2 separate regions of the Homo sapiens genome follow, and region 1 is linked to region 2. The links are chromatin contacts, found by Hi-C or POLR2A ChIA-PET in ENCODE. All regions are on one chromosome and are shown on one strand. The core of a region is the stretch at or near the end of the contact, and the rest is flanking DNA. Distances in the headings are between cores, read along the strand shown. Region 1 has its middle 41 kb from the start of GPR135. Region 2 has its middle 87 kb from the start of GPR135.

Region 1 (2,770 bases), core at 249-2,748, 46 kb after region 2:
AATTCCTATTTCAGTGTGACTATTTTTCCTATACTCTTCTTAGATGAATCTGTGACAAGAGAAGGGTTAAAAATCAATTTCATGTCAGTGAGCGGGTCATTGTTATTAGTACTTTTTAAGTACTTTGATATAACTTTGTTTTTTTGGAAGTGGGGTCTTGCTGTGTTTCCCAGACTGGAATGCAGTGTCATGATCATGACTCACTGCATCCTCGAACTCCTGGACTCAAGAGATCCTCCTGCCTCAGCCTCCTGAGTTGTTAGAATTACAGTCACCAGGCACTGTGCCCAGCTCTCTATATATTATTACAGAATATTATTTCATAAGCAAAATTGCAAACATAAAAAATTGAAAGTGCTTAGCAATAATAAAGCTCCATTCTAGAAATGTAGAAATTATTAAAAATTGTATATTTTAGTTATTCATGGATAATGCAAATATAACAGCCATTTTGTGCAAAATATATGATAAATCAGAGTAAACTTAAGAATGTCCATGTAAATTAATTTAATAGTTTTCATGCTTTCCCCAAATATGCTGAAAAGGTCTCACTTGCCCTAGGGAAGTACATACACATAAAGCATGCCTTAGTGAGGTCTGCAGTTTTGCTAAAATAAATCACTACTTTCCAACATTAAGGGGAAACAGTAATTTATAGGACTGCAGTGAATACAAGTTTTTTAAATTATGGTCTGTCCTAGGGGAAAACTACCCCTGTACAAATGTATTTACAAGAAAATAGTTGGAAAAGTTTGGAAGCCTGCGCACTGTGGCATAATCTTTTATTACCATAATTATTTGCCTAAGTTAAGGTGCTTATCAGACTTGATCTCAGCCCTAACAAAATTTGAAGTAGTAAAATAGCATTCAAGTAAGACCTACATCATTACAGCAATATCCCTGATTCTTCAGATTTGAGGAGCGCTAAAGTTTTCTGAGCTCTTTTATCATACTGCCTCTCCAATGAGGTTCCTTACCTAGAATAAATAAGAAATTAAAATATACTGATTTATAAGCCATTTGACAAGAGTAATTTGTAAATTAGGTTGGACCTAAGGATGAACTATGATGGTTTTATTGAGAAGATTACAACTAGTGTCCAGTCTCTGTAGGGAATTTTCTTCCCTCTAGCCAGAGCACATTTGAAAACTTTTCCTTTTATGGCTTTAGTTAAAGAAGAGAGTTGACCTCTACACAAACTCTCATGAGCACACATAGAGTTGTGTGGGGTTTTTCTTTTCTGTCACCCCCCATCACTTCATATTTTAGACAACCTAGGCCGAGGGTCCCCCATGTTCATCCCTTTCCTGCTGAGACCTAGGTCTCTTTGGAGCAGACTCCTTCCCTAGATTAATCCCATTGTCTGACTTTTCAACATCCCACAAAGGGCTGCTATGTCCTAATCAAACAAACAAACAAACAAAGAAAAAACACACATGGTTACATGGATTGGAGCCACTTAAAGTTCACGTTCTCGGACTTCTCCCCTCCCCTTGCCCTAGAGCTGTCCCATGGGATGCCCTTGGCAGCCTTCTCTTCCATCCTCTTCAAAGGCTCCACCTCCCTCAGACCCAACCACCTCCCTTCATCCCTATTCTCAACTGACAACTTCCCCGCTCACAAGCTAATCTACTCCTCACCCACCTTCATTCCTTTTTTTCCTTTCCTTTCATTCCAGGGGACAAGGCTACTCCTACCACTTCCCTCAGGAATCTTGTTCCATTAACTATTATCTCTCTGGTATTAATGTTCTATCTCTCCTTGATTGATTCTTTCCCTTAGCAGACACAGACCCTCTTGGATTTCCTGCCACCTCCCTGGTCCACATCTTGGGCTGACGGTCCTTAAATGTAGGTGGTCCCAGGCTGTTTTTGAAGCTCTCTTCTTTTATTACTCTCTATACTTTTCTTTGATATCCCCATATTTACCCTGTAACAGTCAGGATTCAGTCAGGAGATGGAACCACACCAGTTATGTTAACTGAGATAAATTAACATGAAGAATTGTTAACTATGTATAAAGTTGTTAACTAAGTAACCCAAAGAGTGAAAAGAAAACTCTAAGACATGGCAAAAGTAGCACCTGCAGGAAGCAACTCCACCTCTAGGGCTGAAAGGACAAAGGAAGAAGCTGGAATTACTAAAACCAGAATGTAGAAAAGAGACTGCCTAGTGAGGGACCCAGACCTTGGAAGAGGGGACATAGTTGGTCACTGCTAGTGTCTCTAAGCGGGGGTAAGAGGAAGCCGGTTTTGCAAGTGTTAAAAAAAAAACTACACACTGGCCCCAACAGCTGTTACTGGAATGATCTGCAACTGCTGGAGGGAAGCAGTGAGGTTGCAGGGAGACTCACATCCTGTCCTCCCTCCAGCCCTGCAGCTTCCCTCTATTAGCAGAGCCTAAGAAAAAGCCAAACGGTCAAGCAGAAATGAGGTTTGCAGAGTCCTAGCTCCAGCATCAGAAAGCATGTATGGAGAGCACATTTGGAAGAAAATATAAAAATGGGCACAACTCCACAGCCTCAAATATCACTGGAAGGGGCCGGGCACGGTGGCTCATGCCTGTAATCCCAGCACTTTGGGAGGCCGAGGCGGGTGGATCATTTGATGTCAGGAGTTCGAGACTAGCCTGGCCAACATGGTGAAACCCTGTCTCTACTAAAAATACAAATATTAGCCGGGTGTGTAATCCCAGCTACTCAAGAGGCTAAGGCAGGAGAATCACTTGAACCTGGGAGGTGGATGTTGCAGTGAGCCGAGATTGTGCCATTT
Region 2 (2,783 bases), core at 161-2,660:
CAGTTTATTCACATCTGGATATATCTCGATAAAACAGCTCTATGGGATGGCTTTTCACAATACTTCCTTGGACTTCCATGCAGACTGCCACCATTCAAGACATCAGCCCCATCCCTAAAACACTCTGATTAACTCTTAGACTAATAGGACCTTAATATTCATATCTTAACTTTTGAGGATCCAGAGGGAAGAAATAATAAGGAGGGCTTGTCACTAGTGAGCTAGTCACTCTCAAGCAGTTCAGATTATAAGCCTTTTGGATTTCAAGTTTAAGATAATTTTTGCAAGCTGACTGTCATTACAAGGCTCACAGGAAAAGACTTTGCTCCCTCCTTCTCAACTTCCTTCCTTCCCAACCTCCCTTTCTTCCTTCCCTCAAACCACCTTCATTAGTTACTCTCCCATCAGAAGACCTCATTATTAGGAATTCTCTTAAAATGCCTTTTACAGAAAACAGTCCTCTCTTTCTGCCTTGAATGTGAGCTATTTGACCCTGAAGAGCCGCAGCTGTTCAGTGGCCTGACATTTTTATGGCTGGTGAGTTCACACTAAAAGCTGGCTTCCAATGTCTGCTAGAGGCACTGCTAGGAGGGGGTCTTGCGGGCCCTACTATCTTTCCGGGCTCACTGCTAAAGAATTAATGCAATAGGGAGAGAATCCTCTGTCATGTAATGCTTGTAGGACAATTGGCATTGACTTCTCCCCCACTGGACTGTGTAAAGGAGACCTTGACCAATCCAGAAACTATCTACAGCCATTAAAGTACACACCACAAAAGGTGGCTCCCAAATTCCCATCTGCCTATTCTGTTGTCTTGCACCAACAGCTAAGCAACACACTAGGACCCAAGTTCCAGAGTTGTCTGTATTGCTATCAGACATGAGCTGTGACCCTCGGTCAGTCTCCCACACATCTTGGCTTCACACTTTAGAAGCTGGACAGAGCAGCCCTAAAACTTCCCATTGAAGGATGCTGTAGCCCTGCCTCTGAGGTTCTCAGTCCTTAGTTGCTGGGAATTTACTGCAGCCAACTCATTAACGAGAATTAAACAAACTGTTCTCATCACACTGTTTATCAGTTACAGCCAAGAACTCGGGCTTCTTGCCCTGGCTGTTTGGGAAGGGGAAAGGTGGAAGGGCAATTGCTTAGAGCACATTATATTACAGCAGTAATGAGGCTCATTCCAGGGTTTCCTTTTACCAGGTAGCTGTGGTAACGCTGATCCTCGGGGACTCATCTGGGCTGCACTAAAACCACAATGCCTTGATTTTGTCATAAAATCAATGTATAACATTAACATGGCTTTACCCTGTAGAGGCCGTTGTGGTGACCTAGGAAGAGTGTGGTTGGAAGAGGAGGAAGGAACAAATCAAACTAAATGGATGGGCCCACTGCTGTCCTCACTGGCGTGAGCACAGCTGGAGTGTTGTGTTCTCATGGATACCGTGTTCTAAGAGCAGCGCTGACAAATGAAACTGCATCCTGGTGAGCAGGTTTATAGACAGACTCAGAAGCATCTACTGACAAGAAACTTTTAGCCTGCAAAATAAATTATTACAAAAATATAGCAGCTGTTCTCAAATATTTAAAAAGAAAGAAAACGTATTCTGTATTTCACCAGAAGCCAGGGTGACAATCAATGGGTAAAAGTCACCAACCAATTGATTTCATTTTTTTAAGCCATAGAGAAATTTCAAACTCCTAAAATTAGCGATTGAACAGGCTGCCTAATAAGATACTGAGTACCCTTTCCTTAGAGACGTCCACATCTCTAGACTGAATGCCCAAGATGGGGTGACCATCTATCACATCAGGGATGTTGTACAAAGTTCAGGGGTATGTAGAAGTTTGAATACACAATTTAAAAAAAAAAACCTTTTTATTTATAATTTCAAACTCACAAAACATTTCAAAAATAAAAATAGCACAACGAACACCTTTTACTTTTCCAGATACACTTTTTTGTTCTATAGATAAAACTGATTTTTAAACTTGTATTCATTTACTTCATCGTTTGTTCTCTTGCTCTTCCTTTGTGTGTACGTGTACACATAATTTTTTTCTGAACCATCTGAGAGTAAGTTACATACATCACGGCTCTCAATTCCTAAATACTCCAGTGTACATTTCCTAAGAATAAAGATATGCTCTTATACAACTTCAGTACATGTATCAACTTCATAAATTTATATTGATACATTTATCTAATCATACCATCCATGTTCCAATTATGTCAGTTGATATACTAACGTATATTCTTTATAGCGTTTCCCCTGCTCCAGAAAAAGATCTAATCAAAATCAGGTATTGCATTTAGTTGTCATATTTCTGTAACCTCTCATGCTCTCTAGGCTTTCTTTGTCTTTCATGATATTGACATTTTTTAATTATAGTCGAATGTAAGCAGAATAATGGCCCCCCAAAAATGTTCATGTCCTAATCCCCAGAACCTGTGAATATATTACCTTATATGGCAAAGAGGACTTTGCAGATGTGACAAGGTTAAGGATTTTGAGAAAGGAAGATTAATTCTCCTGGATTATCCAGGTGGGCCCGGTGTAATCACAAGGAGCCTTATGAGAAAGAGACAGGAGAGTCAGAGGGAGAGAGGGAGAGAAGGAGAGAAGGAGAGAAGGAGAGAAGGAGAGAAGGAGAGAAGGAGAGAAGGAGACGTGAGGATGGAAACAGAGGTGAGAGTAATGTGAGTGCTGTCTTTGAAGATGCGAAGGGACCATGAGCCAAGGAATACAAGTCCTCCCTCCCATCTTTTTTTAAACTCTAAT

Evidence for each region. Hi-C counts contacts between places; a loop is a spot of excess contacts on that map. ChIA-PET counts read pairs that join two places held with the same protein, here RNA polymerase II (POLR2A). Pooled maps may share reads with other maps.
Region 1: a loop to region 2 is called in a map of heart right ventricle, with 2.5 times the contacts of the local background. The contact joins two enhancer-like sites. A Hi-C loop is called at or near these places in 30 of 168 maps with a recorded cell type or tissue (OCI-LY7, PC-9, Right ventricle myocardium superior and 15 more), 1 of 37 single-sample maps with no recorded cell type and 17 of 50 pooled maps. POLR2A ChIA-PET finds 5 or more read pairs at or near these places in 1 of 52 experiments (A549).

Annotation. Positions count from the first base shown.
Region 1 is chr14:59,423,398-59,426,167 of GRCh38, forward strand. No RefSeq gene overlaps it. Among named protein-coding and RNA genes, the nearest start is that of GPR135, 41 kb to the right of the region's middle. Within about 2 kb of position 1,499, at least 6 of the 41 ENCODE cell types and tissues checked have a DNase peak (open chromatin) inside an H3K27ac peak, as active enhancers do; they include heart right ventricle, where a contact is called at or near this core.
Region 2 is chr14:59,377,126-59,379,908 of GRCh38, forward strand. No RefSeq gene overlaps it. Among named protein-coding and RNA genes, the nearest start is that of GPR135, 87 kb to the right of the region's middle. Within about 2 kb of position 1,411, at least 6 of the 41 ENCODE cell types and tissues checked have a DNase peak (open chromatin) inside an H3K27ac peak, as active enhancers do; they include heart right ventricle, where a contact is called at or near this core.